2 separate regions of the Mus musculus genome follow, and region 2 is linked to region 1. The links are chromatin loops, found by intact Hi-C in ENCODE. Cell type or tissue: left cerebral cortex. All regions are shown on one strand.

The links. Peaks named below come from ENCODE experiments on the same cell type or tissue, not always from the same donor. Only the 100,000 strongest peaks of a DNase experiment are listed, where the experiment ranks them.
Region 2: it touches region 1 in a loop (3-fold over the local background); 4 of 42 quality-filtered maps call a loop at or near these places.

What each region holds. Positions count from the first base shown.
Region 1 is chr14:101,939,435-101,947,434 of GRCm38, reverse strand. No RefSeq gene overlaps it. Among named protein-coding and RNA genes, the nearest start is that of Lmo7, 210 kb to the right of the region's middle. In left cerebral cortex, CTCF peaks have their summits at 523 (motif pointing left) and 4,406 (motif pointing left); DNase peaks (open chromatin) are centred at 144, 521 and 4,339; H3K4me3 peaks cover 492 bases.
Region 2 is chr14:102,170,059-102,178,058 of GRCm38, reverse strand. It overlaps Gm41232 (a long non-coding RNA gene), which reads right to left and starts at 3,652. Exons shown (of 3, transcript XR_874905.1): 1 at 3,440-3,652. In left cerebral cortex, no CTCF peak of the experiment used is centred here; a DNase peak (open chromatin) is centred at 3,601.

The sequences.
Region 1 (8,000 bases):
ATCACTCATGCACAGTGCGAAATATTTCCATGACATCACCTCCCTTCTGTGACAACAGTGATGGGGAGACGCTGTCTGCAGTCCCAGTGGTGGGAGGGTTCCATGGTGGCTATGGGAACTGGCAGGGAACGGTACAGAACCCCGCTTAAGTGTAGTCACTTAATGCATGTTGCAGTCCTAGCTCTGCCAGTTGCCAGCTGGGTGACTTTCGCTTATCCTCAGTTTCACGATCTCTCTAGATAATTTTGGACGCCACCCAGGGTGCAGAGTTTGATGTAGTTATTATTAAAAGGAACGGGTTGCGCCGTGCCTTTGCACACGGTAAGCACTAGATAAATGCTAAGCGTTGTCGTATGCGTGTAATAAAGGCAATGCTCAAACATGAGAGCTTACAGTGCGTCCGAAGATTCTATCAGAATTACAACTTTATTTCAAATTTTACATTTTGTAATATAGATTTTCATTATTTCTGGTGTCTAAAAGGCACACACTTCAGGGATTGTATTTGCCTGCCCCCTAGTGTTAAGAGGAGCTCACTTCAGCAGACGGTTGGGCTACGCTCCTAAAGGGCTCTTTTGCGGATTAGAAAGGGGAAACCTGGGGGCGATGAAGTGAAGGCCGTCATGTCTGAAGGGTGGGGCTGGAACCTCAATCTCAGAACTCTTCCCTTCCTCATGTTCTTCCTCAAACCAGTACAAGGATATATGAATGTGTGTGATGGTTAAAAAATAGCTTGAAAAACTAAAGCAACTTGGACAAATTCAATAACCACACGCCATGTTCTGTTCATTCAAAACGTCAGTCACTGCTCCAGACCGCTACATGAGCTGTATTATAATGACCATTTTTTTCGGAGGGGAGAAACTGGGGTACAAGGAGATGAGATTTGTTAGGCTGCTCTTCATGATGCAAACAACTACAGAAATAAAGAAAACCAGGCAGCTCTAATGTTGATGGGGGATGTCAATGGTAGAAAAACGGATCAAAAGCTCCAATAGGATGGAACCTTCAACTGATGTTGTCTAAACTTCTGAGAGCTCTCTCTGCAGAAAAGGCAGTGAGTGGCGACGTCTCTAAAGTAGCTTAGGCTAGGAAAAGGTTCTTGTGTGTTCTGCATACTTTACAAATGGGGTTTATATGGTTTTTAAAAGACTTGGCTGACCAGGGCAGGGCAGGCTGGGAAGTAACTCAGTTGGTAAAATCTTTTCTTTGTTGTGTATGACCCTCAGCAACCACAGAAACAAAGCTGAGGTCGGTGTCACCCCAATAACCCAAGTGCTAGGGCAGCAAAGGTGGCCATGATGTGTACCCTTATACTCTTGAAGCTAGAGAGACAGAGATAGGGTAATCAGGGCTTGCTGACCAGCCAGTCTAGCCAACACGTAAGCTCTGGGTTCAATAGCAGATCCTGTCTCACAAAGTAAAAGTGAGAGTGACTGAGGAAGACACCTGACATGACCTGTGGCTTGCTCACACGAAAACCACGGGGATCAAAGGGCAGGGTCAAGTGTGTCCTCAAGGAATGTTAATTCCTGAGCTTCATGGCACTTCACTCTACATTTTCAGTAAAACACCATCCCTGAGCAGTTGTGTTCACAGCATGGACCCATGGTCCACACTGGTGAGGCCTGACATGGAGATGGGAAATCTGTCTACACTGCCTTCTGTGGATATTACATTAGTATATTAGTATAATAGATTATATTAGTATATTGGTATACTCGATTATATTAGTGTCAAGAAAAAAATCCATGCAGTTGGGCTTCTCTTTCTACAATGGCTTCAGAGTTGGGTAGGAATAGCTGCTCATCACAGCATAGGTGAATTACTGTGGATTTCATGAGGTTTTAGATGCATAGCCCTTTTTCAAATGGCAATAATGACTGGTCATAAGATTTTGTAACTTCCATCAGATTAGAGAATAGCTCAGGAATTAAGAGCGCTGCTACTCTTCCAGGACCAAGGTTTGATTCCCAGCTCCCATGTGGAGGCTGACAACCATCAGTGACGCCAATCTCAGGAACTCTGATACCCTCTTCTCACCTTTCTGGGTATTCCGTGCACATGGTGAACAAACACATCATTCAGGCAAAACACCCATGTATGTAAACTTTTCCCCCCAAGATTTCATAAGCTGCTGACAGGTTACCTCAGTTGGTTAGGGTGTGGTCGTGGGTTTGATTCCCTTATCATGGACTACATCCCTAATGTATGGCAGAGACTTGATGTACCAAGGTGGGGGAATATCCAGGGGGGCCCACACTCTTAGAGGAGGAGGAGGGGAACGTGGAGGGGGCAGCAATCAAGATATAAAAAACAACAATAAAGAAAATAATAATAATAAATTAATAAAATTAATAAAAAGTAAAAAAAAAGTAATTTCCAAAAGAAAACTATTGTAATCATAGCCAACTAGACCTTTCACAACAGGGTGACTATGGGCATTTGGGGGACCTGGCTAAGCTTAGATTTAAAGATTTTTCTCTGTGAAATGCCAGGCAGCTTTGTAATGAGTTTTACATAGCATCCGACCACTTTCTTTGTAGAGAACCGGCTTCCAGGAAACGCTTCTCCTCCTTCAAGTCGCTCTATCCACAATATCATCTTTGCAGAAAGAAGAGGGCAGAGCCAAATGAAAAGAAAATGTGGTACCCAGCTTTAGAAAAGTTTGGCCATAGGAGGAAAATCAAACTCAACATGAAAAACACCAGAAGCAAGGCAGTGGGGACAGTCTTACAGACTCTTAGTGAAAAAAAGGAAGTTTAGGGATGCCTCTCTGGTATTGCAGTTTTCAGACATTGACAGGGCATAATCCAAATGTGTGAAGCTGAAAGAAACAGAGCACCCATCAGTATTTTGTTCAGCCATGCTAACAAAAAACTAAACTATTTTATTTTAAAACATACTATTTCCTTATCGAACTGTACACTGTCTCTAGAAGAGGCCAATGAATTTCCACAGGCATCAGCGTCTGTGGTCTCCCTCTGCTTGTCTGTGTTTTCTTACCCATGGTCTTCAAAGCAGTTGATTCTTCCCTCCCTCAGTAAAATGTACAGTGCCCACTCCTCTGTCTCATGAAGATGTCTGTTTAGCCATCACTGGACTCAGGAATCCAAGACAATCCCCATAGAGACTAGAAGCTCACCCATTCCCCTCCACCTCGCCCGCTGCACTCGGCAGCGCTCACCTGACATTAGTACGGCTCTCCCTATGCTCCATCGAGGACATTTCTGTTTTTCTGCATCACAGAGAGCAAGGCCTCCACGTAGTGGGTCTTCATTACTCAGAGGTTAAAAGATAAGGTTAACTCCTTCAGAACTGGGGCTTGGCTTTACCTGGCTTCACTACCAATGACCAGCAAACAATTCCCACACTTCAAACTGTTCCAAGAGGCCATGGTAAGAGTCTCCGACCACCCTGCTCCATCTATCCAGTCTATGATTCATTCCTTTGATCTACAGGACACGGGTTTCGCATCCACACTCCATGAGCCATCTTGGTAATCAAGCCAGCTGTCAGAGCTGCATAATGACCATAGGGGGCTGATATTTCAGACTTCTACTTAGATATCCAGAGAAAGACCGCTGTGCACCATTCACATCTGTAAACACACATCCATATGTAGATATATGGAGATGTTTACATATTTAGATTGTTTTTTTATGCCCAAACAAATGATAGGGTTACCAATCTGCCTAAGGGGGGGTACTCAGCCCTGGGAATCCAAAACAAAGGGAGAACCCAGCAATTACACTCCTGTGTTTAATGCCTTTGCCTACTGGGTTGACTGTTTTGTTTGGGGGTAGGGGTTACGGTTTTTTGTTTTTCATTTTGATCACAGGTAATTCTAGTATTTACACATCTCAAAGATGCACTAGGTTTTTTGTTTGTTTTGTTTTTGGAGAGGGGGTGGATGATTTTTAAAAGATTTAAAAAAAAACCAAACTGGAAGTGTTTTAAAACCACTGTTCTAGAGAATTGACTTTCCCACAAAGAAAATCAGAAATGGCTGCAACCACACCCCACTGCAAAGACTGTGGTCTCAATAGCTGGGAGGGCATTGCGACTCCTGAAACACCATCTCCACGAAACAGGGCAGCTCTGGACTACAGTGGTCCAGCCCTGCTTGCTAAGCCAGAGAGAGCCTTGTTCTCCCAGCACACCCTTGAAGCTCAGAGCTCCAAGCCAGAGGAGGATGTTGCTGCCCTCCAGATACTTGTCCTTTAAGAACCATGTTAATCTTTTAGCCCGTGTCCTGTAGGACTCAGTGCTCAGTGCCTGGACTTCTAATATGGACGAACTTAGCTGTGCAACATCTGTCTTGTAAATTACCAGCCCTTAAAAGAAAACGGAGGGAGAGCATTTGGCCTCCTTCCTGTGTCCACACTGCCACCTAGTGTTCAGAATGCAGAAAAGAACTGCAAACTGCAAACTGAAAACTCCCAAAGAAAGGGCTTAGAATGCTACTGCAGACGTGCTTTTTCTTACGGACTTTTGAAAATTCTACCCATTCTCTCTTGTCTCAGCAGCTCAACATTTTACAAAATAGAGGGGATTTTTTTTTCTTTCAAAATTATGAAAAATGGGCTGAAAAGATGTAAGGTGATGACTTCCCCAGTTCATCTTACTTTCTGTCTTTTGTTTGGCCAGAAACACTTGGACCTCTCCATTTTTAGTAATGCATTTCAGTTGTTTTTGTTTTGTTTTGTTTTGAATGCATATAGCCTCCAATGTGCACATTTAACATATTTGTTCCCACAAAAATCATATTACATATTATTAAAATATGCTAAAGATGAAAGAAAAAAGCAATCTTTCTAAATCTCGTGTGTGTGTGTGTGTGTGTGTGTGTGTGTGTGTGTGTGTGTGTGAATGTGTGTGCACATGTTTGAGTGATAGCAGATATGAGTGTGACACTGCACACTTGTGGAATTTGAACACTTGCAAGTCCACGCCTTCCATCTTGTGTGAGACAGGGTCTCCTGCTGTTGGCCTATACCTGGTTACACAGCTCCCAAGTTTCCTGGGCTTCTCCAGTCTCTGCCTCTTTTCTAGCCTTAGGAGGGCGAAGATTGTAGACCTAGAGGTGCGACCACAGACAGCTCTTTCCCGGTTTCCAAACTCGGACCCTAATTACCCTTACAACAAGCAAAAAATGGTATTTGGGGCTCTACTAGATGTGTGGCCTTTAAAACTTTTCTCAAAAATATTAGTTGCAAATGAGACTGGTTACTTGTCAAACATTTACTTTCCTCCAAAAGACCTCTTAACAATGAAGACTTTATAAACAACGAATTTAAAAATGGCCTACAATTTTTTTTTCAAATAGGAGTTATTTTTCACACATTTTAAAATTGGTCTCTTTACCTTACAAAGAAATGATAAAGCTTACTTAACTTTTAAGTTTATGCTAGAAAACAAAGACCAGGCCACTCGTCAGTGAGCTGGATAGACAGATTTGAAATGCTTTTTGTAGAGGAAAACACAGAAACCTCAGCTATTGCCAAAGGAAATCATGAAAACAGCCATCAAACACTTGCTAAGAAAAACCATGGCCAATTCCTATCTGTGTAGACAGTGCTATTACACCCTGGTAGGATCTGGCTTTCAGAAAACTAACCACCTTTGGGGATTTCTGGCTTAAATTCCATTGATGATAAAAACCTGCAATAAGTGGAACAAAGCTAGTACAGGGGTAACATTATTCTGGGAACATCTTATTCTGAAATAACGATTCAGCCAATGGACAGGACTGCATGATTTTACTGCCAAATGTCTTTAATAGGGAAGTAATCCACTGTTGTGTATCCAGCCTTCTAGAGTGCTTTCCTTTTCATTGGCTCACAGGGAAGTCATTTTTGGATTCCTCACTGGGTCATAAGTTAGCAAACTCCGGAAGGGATGGAGACATCTGCACTGTAAAGCCACCCTCCACACTGAATTATTAGTTTCCACGTCTGTTTCTTCGGCAACATTTTCTGTGCTTCTTCCAGTAATATTCACTGACAAAGGACTCGCCATGTTCTTTTCAATACATAGTTGCTGCGTTTACATCTTCTCAGGAGGACCACATCATTGACTTTGACCAGCACTGTAAAAATGAATTCTTCATCTTCCTCATGTGCTTCACTGCTTTGCTGGCAGGGAGATGCAAAGAGCAGATTGCAAGTCATGGCGATGTGCTCAAAGCTAAAGACCAAGGGCAGCACTGCTGCTAAGCCCTGCACACTGTGCTTCATTCCCAGTCAGGTCCTGAGATGCCTGTGTAGTGCATGGGTGACAAATGGGACTGTCAAAACCAGCATTATGTCAGCCTCTATGAGATATTGGGAAAGCTTAAATTTTCATTTCAAACATTAAAATACATGTAAATCAATGTTTTAATATTTAAACAAGTTCTGCCATCCTCTGCCTAGAATCGGACGACCTCACAGCTCATTCTGTATTCTACTCACGGAGCAGGTGACTTTCCTTCCAGCGAAACAGGCACCACTGGGGTCACAGAAAACACGTCTGTCAACCGACAAGCCCACGGAGACCACAGGTGCCTTTTTATTATCTTTTGGGTAAGAGTATGTATTTATAAATATGACTTCATAAACACTAGTATTTATAGTTGGAACTACACTAATCTCCCCTCAAAGAAGCAGAACCGTGAATGAAATAACATTAATTCATGATTTTTAGCTGGCAAATATCAAAGTAGTTATAAGTATACTGAATAATTTCCCCCAAAACTGTCTCATCCAAAGCTGTAAAATGTGTAAATAAGCACCCCAGACTGTCAACTTTGTAGATGTGGGGAGTAGTAATGTTTACACAAGAGCTTTGAGCTAGGACCAAGGGTGGGAGCGGAAACTGACAATGGCTAGACCGTGTAGCACACACCCTCCATCCGTGCTTCAGTGAATGGTGATGCTTCTAGCATCCCTGCAGAAACCAGTGGAACACACACAGGGCCTACAATGACTCATTGCACAGTCGTGCATACATTGCCAGTGCTCAGTGGCTACCTGTTAAGAGGAGAAATCCTTACCTGGCTGATTTTAATCTGAAAAACTTGCAGAGCATAGACTGAATTATGCTTGAAAGCCTCTCCCTCAGAGAAAATGGGGTTTGACCGTATGGGGAGAAGAAGTCAACTGTTCACAGCTGTACTTAATAATGTGAAACCGCCATGCACTGTCCTACTTTGGACAGTTCTGACATGTAGAGAGTGCTCAACACGCCCTGATATGAATTCTGTAAGGCCACTTTCATCTGTCTTCCTGAGACAAGGACTCAAGCATTGTGGGCATTCTAACCTAAGTCTCAGACAGCCTCAGACAGGGCGTCTCACGGCTCAGACATCCTAAATTGGATTGGAAGTAAGAAGAGCTTTCCATTACTCAAGGACTTGAACTCAAAATCCCTCAGACCAACTCCAAAGGACTTTCCCTGAGTGCTGTGTAGTAGGTTGAAGAGGCAAATGTGCTCCTAACAAATGGACGGTTTAAATGGAAACATGGATAGTCAGTGTCTCACAGGCAAACCTGTAACACAGTAATCTTTTGGAGCTAATTTTAAGAAATAAATAGCATGCAAAAATATATCAATTTATGATCTTTGTAGGCTCTACTGTGGCATTTGCAGTAAATTCTATTTTTACTCTAATCTACTTGGGATAATCCTCTGCAGAAATAAGTTGTGAAAAAATAAATTTAACTGTCCATAAAGTACTTTAAGGGTCTTTATAATGTAAGTAGCAAAGAGCTTCATCGAGTTACAAAGCAAAATAAGAACTTCCCAAGTCACCTAAATGTAGCATCTAACACCAAACCTTACGAGTTTAGAGTTTAACTGTAGGAAAAGAATACTCAATTCATGTGTTGCAGTCCTGAAGTTTATATAAGAAATTTGAAGATGAAATTGTCTTTCACAGATTTTACAGCAGGCATTTGCAAAGTAACCAGGTTTCTCCTCACCATTGCCCTGAGCCAGTCTTTTCTAGTTGGTAGAAT
Region 2 (8,000 bases), 230 kb before region 1:
CCTAAAGTTTTCAAAAAAGATAAGGAAGGACACTTTACACTCATCAAAGGAAAAATCTACCAAGAAGAACTCTATTCTGAGTATCTGTGCTCCAAATGCAAAGGCACCCACATTTATAAAAAGAAACTTTAGTAATGCTCAAAGCACACATTGCACCCCACACAATAATAGTGGGAGACTTGAACACCCCACTCTCAGCAATGGACAGATCATGGAAACAGAAACTAAATAGAGACACAGTGAAACTAACAGAAGTTATGAAACAAATGGGTTTAACAGATATCTATAGAATATTTTATCCTAAAACAAAAGAATATACCTTCTTCTCAGCACCTCATGGTATCATCTCCAAAACTGACCATATAATCAGTCACCAAACAGGCCTCAACAGGTACAAGAAGATCGAAAAAATCCCATGCATCCTATCAGATCATCATGAACTAAGGCTGATCTTCAATAACAAAATAAACAATAGAAAACCCACATACACGTGGAAGCTGAACAACACTCTACTCAATGATACCTTAGTCAAGGAAGAAATAAAGAAAGAAATGAAAGACTTTTTAGAGTTTAATGAAAATAAAGACACAACATATCCAAACTTATTGGACACAGTGAAAGCAGTCCTAAGAGAAAAAATCATAGCTCTGAGTGCCTCCAAAAGAAACTGGAGAGAGCATACACTAGCAGCTTGACAGCACATCTGAAAGCCCTAGAACAAAAAGAAGCAAATTCACCCAAGAGGAGTAGATGGCAGGAAATACTCAAAGTCAAGGCTGAAATCAACCAAGTGGAAACAAAAATAACTCTACAAAGAATCAACCAAACCAGGAGCTGGTTCTTTGAGAAAATCAACAAAATATATAAGCCCTTAGCCAAACTAACTAGAGGGCACAGAGACAGTATCCAAACTAATAAAATCAGAAATGAAAAGGGAGACATATCAACAGAAGCCGAGGAAATTTTAAAAAAAATCATCAGATCCTACTACAAAAGCTTATACTAACAAAACTGGAAAATCTGGATGAAATGGACAATTTCCTAGACAGATACCAGGTACCAAAGTTAAATCAGGACCAGATTAATGATCTGAACAGCCCCATATTCCCTAAAGAAATAGAAACAGTCATTAATAGTCTCTCAACCAAAAAAGTCCAGGACCAGATGGGTTTAGGGCAGTGTTCGACTAGACCTTCAAAGAAGATCTAAGACCAATCCTCAAACTATTCCACAAAATAAAATTAGAAGGTACTCTACCCAATTTGTTCTATGAAGCCACAGTTACTCTGATATCTAAATCACACAAAGACCCAACAAAGAAAGAGAACCTCGGACCAATTTCCCTTATAAATATTGATGCAAAACCACTATTATTTATAATCATATACATCTATATTTTATATATTAATATAATATTATATATGACATTATATGCAAATAATAAATATATTAATATACTATATTAAAGTAACATGTTATAAATATGTTATAAATATTATTTATAATATAATAAATGTATATAATTTATGTAATGATATAATTGTTTTATATATAATTATGTATTATGTTGCATATAATTATTATATATTATATATGATATATGATTACATATCATATATCATATATTCTATATAACACATGACACATGGCATATGATATATGATATGATATATGACATGTGATATATGAAATATGATATGATATATGATATATTATATTATATGTTTTATTTGTCATGCATGTTGTATTATATAATATGTAAATATATATTATAAATATATAATATGTAACACAAACATAATATATAATATATAATTATATACAACATAATACATAATTATATATAAAACAATTATATCATTACATATAATTATATATACATTTATTATACACTAAAATGTACATAACTATAAATGCTAATAAATAATATGTATTTATATATGCATATTATATATAAATGTATAAATTTATATACATTTAGATAGATACATGCCAATGACCTAAGTGTCCACTATCTGTTAAATACACAAGGAAAACATTCATTCAATCATAAGAAATAATCAAATCCTGTCATTTAAAACACTATATATAGAGTTGTGAATCATTACATGAAACAAGAAATGCACAACAACAGCAAATGACATACATACATCATTCCTACGTGGATCCTGACAATGTTTATCTCATGAGGGTAGAATGGTGGTTACCAGAGCCAAGGAAACAGTAAAGGAGGAGGGAGGGGTGAGAAAAGCTGGATCAATGGGTTCTAAGTTACAGTTAGGTTCCTTGTGAGGCATAGGATCCAAAGTTCCGCCGTGCCACTGTAGAATGCGGTGGTGATCTTGGTGAGATGTCTTTAGCAGTAAAAGTAGAGACTTGGGGACCGAGGTATGAAAAGAAGTGGAGGAATGTTAAATCCACTTCACTAAGTGAGTGGGGTCAGTCTGGAAAACTATGTCATGGTGTTCACTCTGAGGCATGATGCAGAAGTGTGGATATGGTAAGGATGCCAACCAGGGATGGCAGAGACTGAGGACAAAATCAAAGCACACCGAATGTTTAAGTCATCCCAGTTCATCTCTATGGCATGATTCCATGGAAATATGCTACTATAAATTTGTCCAAACCCTTAAGATATAATCAAGATATAATCACTGGATTATGGTGATCATGATGTGTGGAAGTCAGTTCATCAACTGTAAAAAAAAACCCACCGTAATATGGGAAGACAATAATGGAACTTTGAGAGGCAGAACAGAATTGCGGGGAAACCCTCTGTACTTTCTCCTTCGTTTTTCTATGAACCTAAAACTGCCCTTTAAAAGTGAAGCTGTCAGCAAGCTTCTCTTGGCATCCACAATGGTGTCTGGGTTTGGTTTCTGTGCGTGAGATGGAGCTTGCTGACAGGAGCCTGATACAGCTGTGTCCAGAGAGACTCTGCCAGAGCCTAACAAGTAGAGAGGTGGATGCTCGCAGCACCAGGACTCCAATGGAGGACATAGGAAAAGGACTGAAGGAGCTGAAGGGGTTTGCAACCCTACAGAAAAAAAAAAAACAATATCAACCAACCAACCAGACACCCCCGTGCTCCCAGGAACTTAACCACCAACCAAAGAATACACCTGGAAGGACCCATGGCTCCAGCTGTATACTTAGCAGAGGATGGACTTGTGGGGCATCAATGGGAGGAGAGGCCCTTGGTCCTGTGAAGGCTCTATGTCCTAGTGTAGAGGAATGCCAGGGTGGTGAGGGGGGAGTGGGTAGGTGGGGTAAGCACCCTCATAGAAGTAGAGGGAGGGAGATGGGATAGGGGGTTCCTGGGGGGGGGACTGGGAAGGGCTGATAACATTTGAAATGTATAAAGAAAATATCCAATAAAAAAGTGGAGTTGGTGATTTAAGCAAAAGAATCAATGAAGGGAGAAAAAGAGTGAAAATACCATCATGAGAGGAAACTGGATGTGTGTGGTTTGGTTTTACATAGTTTCTCAGTTTTCCCAAAACATCCTTCAGTTTTCATTTCACTTCTCACTCCTCTGGAGGCAGGCAGGGACATGATGATAAAGCCCAGCATATCAGCACTGAAATCAGGAGCAGACAACAGATGGATGGTGTCTTAGTTAAGGTTTTACTGCTGTGAACAGACACCATGATCAAGGCAACTCTTATAAGGACAACATTTAATTGGGGCTGACTTACAGGTTCAGAGGTTCAGTCTGTTATCAAGGTAGGAAAATGGCAGCATCCAGGCAGGCACAGTGCAGGAGGAGCTGAGAGTTCTACATCTTCATCTGAAGGCTGCTAACAGAACACTGGCTTCCAGGTAGCTAGGATGAGAGTCTTAAAGCCCACCCCCACAGTGACATGCCTACACCAACAAGGCTATACCTCCAAATAGTGCCACTCCCTGGGCCAAGCATATACAAACCATAACAGACAGTAAAGTCAGGAACATGAGAGCCACTTCTGGGCAATGTTTTCCTGAGTTGATTGCCTGTGTGGGAGAAACTCCCTGCCTGGGCTTTTGTGAGGGGCCTAAGGGTTCTCATGCGTCAAGTCCCCCCTTTCCACACAGAACACACGGCATTACTCTTCCCTGACAAGATCACACCATAACCTTCTCTGGCTTACAGTCTGTAATCATTTTATATTCAAACCAAATTTGATTGAAAGTGATGTCTGGCGATCTCCCTATTGTCTCTGACTTTCTGTGGCTGACAGCTATTTAATATCTGACAGCTATTCAGTTTCCACGCCTGTCTTCCTTTGTGGTTCCTCTTATAAAAGCAGTCATGATTCACAGTCAGATTTTCTTTTATATAATCTCTTTTTATTGTTTGAGAATTTCATACAAACATATGGGGTTTTTTTTTTCATTAAATTCACCCTCCCACTCCCCCACCCATCACTTTTCAAATTCATGGATTTTTTTTTTTAACTTATTGAATTTACTGAATGCTGCTGTTATGTGCACGGGTGCAGAACCCAGGGTGCATGAGTAGCCTCCTAAGGGCTGCATTAATGAAAGAAACTGATTCACCTCTCCACCATCAACCATGAAATGCCAACAGTTCTTCTTGCTGAGTGAAGCTGGGGAGACTCTTCTTCCATGAGCTCCTTCCCCATCCATGCTGGAATATGGCTGGCTCAGTTGTGCGCAGGTTCCAGCCACTGGGAATTCATGTGTGTAATGGCCCTGCCTTGTCCAGCAGACACAAAGATTTTCTTGAAGACTCCTGGGTAACTCAAGTTTCATTTGTTTCATCTCTCTGCCTATCCTGCAGGCACTTTATGAACTTTCAAACAGATTCTCAGTCTTGCTTCTAATGATTTATGGGGCCAAATAATTGTATGTTGTGGTAATCTCTCCTATGTTAAATTAGAATCACAGAGATTTTAATACTCTTACGTGTCTTCCTGTAGATCACTAAGCAAGCCAATGGGAAAAGAAAATCTATATGACATTCCTCTCACATTCCAACTGGCTTTCTGGCCAGTTAAGGTTTTATTATTCATTAGTCTTTCATTGTCATGCTATGTCCAGAGTCCTCTTATAGTTTCTCACAGTGCATAGCTGTGTCTTAAGACAACAGAGTGGTGTCTCAATTCACAGTAAAGAGGCTGTCCTTACTTCATACAAGTTTGGAATCAGAGGGTTTTTTTTTTTTTTTTTTTGCCATTAAAATAACTATGCCCCTCCTGGACTCACCTTTAGACAGACCTTGTTTGAACCCTATGAATATGGAGATTGGACCATATTTTGTCTGGGTAGTCTTTTGATAGAGGTGTTTGTCAGAAGTTCTAGTGGTGAGCCCAAGAATTCAGAAACATTTACCACTTAAGAGATTAGTGTATCTGTGCTTTGTGTATAAAGCTGAATATTCCAGAAAGAATGATTTTCCAAAGCATGCATTTTATGAAATTTTACATATTAAAGATTTTTGTGTTATGATCTCTATTAATTTTAGAAAGCTTACATTTTACTGAAAATAGCAATGATTAATGATAAGTTAAATCTGAATGTTACTGATTCAAGTACAAGTGAAGTTTCTTTTTAATTTTCTCTCAAAATAAATATCCTTAAATTCCAGCTGACATGTTGCTAGTTAAGGAGACCTCCAAACCAGGTCAAATTTGCATAGTTAAGAAAATTCAACGTAAATTACGACAAGACTGTGATTTAAATTTATTTCTACTTGTTTGAACTCACTCAGCAAGAAGCTTGCTAGACCAACATGGCACATAAGCTTTTCTTAGGTCCTTAGGTGAAACACACTGACAAAAACATCTTACTAAATAAATTTCTTGTTAGGATGAGATCTGGCAACAGTCACCACTTGTTTTTCAAGTCCACATACTAAGCAGAATGGAACACATGCTTCAAACCCCAGTGAGGTCATGTGCTAGCAGAATAGAGTAATAGGTGTGGCTGGAACCATTTCAAGCAGTCTGGGGTGTCCCCTGCTGTATCTGTATTTCCAGAACAACCTGAACATTGGAATATTTTCTAGGTGTCTCACTACTCTGCAAAACAAGCCAGAGCACCATTCTTGTGAGGTTATTTTAGAACATGCAGTATATTCCCCTAAATCCTGATTTACATTATGCTTTCAATTTCATTTTTTTTTTTTTTTTTTTTTTTTTTTTTTTTTTTTTTTTTTTTTTAGGCTTCAGGATTCTTCTCATTTCAAAAACGTAGGAGCCAGCCCAGGTTTTTGAATAGTACGAGAGCAAGTTTTGATACAGCAGAGAGATGAAGAGGACCTAGAAAGGGTATGGTTATCCCACTAAAGACTGAAACCTAGAGTAGCTGAGAACAGCAAAGACCTCAGGATGAAGCTGCTCGCTCACCTCACGGTCCCACCGCACTCATCCAAGCGTGTCCCATTTAAGCATCGAGGACAAGGCTTTCTTTTATCGCCAGACTTTTTTATGGGTTCATTGACTCAAAATAATTTTATGCAGCAGTGAAATTAACAAACAGCTTTCAAACCACTTTTATTTGCTGTTGTTTACAGTAAATAGCAAGGACGCTGTTGACTGTCATGTTTGCATGTTTAATATTGAAAGCATGATGGAAGTGTGCTTCCAAGGAAATAATGGAGCAAAATTCAAAGTTGCTAAACTTGCATTGAATTCACCAACAAAATGCTCCATGCTTATCTATTCTTAGCTTAATAATTTCACTCTTCTATAAGAACTGGAGGCTTGGAAGATGGAAAGTATGTATTTCATTTTTACGATTTCTTTTAAAAGTTATCATAAAGTGAACAAGTCCAATAGATCTATTATACCACAAGGTGATGGTAATTAATAATGTATTGTAGTTTTGCAAATGCTGAGTATATGTTAAGTGTTCTCACTGTGGAAAAAAATTGATACATGCGGTAAAGCCCATGTTAAATTGATAGATTAGCCAGTTGTTCCACAGATGTGCATTCCAGAGTGTTGAAGGAAAGAAATTCACACAATTTTATCTGTTGATTTAAAAACAAAGAAGTTATAATTTTCCTTTCACATATTTCATTTCAATTTTTATATCAGCACCCTTTAAAATCAATTGCAGACTTTTAATGTTAACTATAGACTGAGTGCTTTAAGTATGGATTTCTTGGGCTTAGAACAATCTTTCAGATAATAAAGAGCCCAAGTTGTCGGGCAGTGGTGGCACATGCCTTTAATCCCAGCACTTGGGAGGCAGAGTCAGGCAGATTTATGAGTTCAAGGCCAGCCTGGTCTACAAAGTGAGTTCCAGGACAGCCAGGACTACACAGAGAAACCACAGACATGGACGCTCACAGTCAGCTATTGGATGGATCACAGGGTCCCCAATGGAGGAGCTAGAGAAAGTACCCAAGGAGCTGGGGGAATCTGCAACCCTATAAGTGGAACAACAATATGAACTAACCAGTACCCCGGAGCTCGTGTCTCTAGCTGCATATGTATCAGAAGATGACCTAGTTGGCCATCAGTGGAAAGAGAGGCCCATTTGTCTTGCAAACTTTATATGCCTCAGTACAGGGGAACGCCAGGGCCAAAAAGTGGGAGTGGGTGGGTGGGGGAGTGGGTGGGGAAGGGTGTGGGGGACTTTTGGGATAGCATTGGAAATATAGATGAAATAAATACCTAATTAAAAAAATAAAAAATAAAAATAAAGAGCCCGAGTCTATACTCCCTCAAGGAGAACAATATAATACCTTTTACTTCCCCTGATCTTAAAGACCTAGGAGCTAGAGAAAGCCACAGTAAATTTCAATTGCTTTGATGAGTCACTAACACAGGGCAGGTTCATTCTGATTATGTCAACATAACCGTTTCTCCATCTGAAGTGATTTGATTTTTACAAATTAGAAAGGAATTATGTATTAGGTTCTCATGATCAGCCATGGCTCTTAAGTGAATTCACTGTGGAAAATATCTCCAAAGTCAAACATTCTAAGAGGATGGGTTTCAATTTCAGCAATCTAAAAACCTGCAGACTGAGGAAAATGCTTTAGCCAG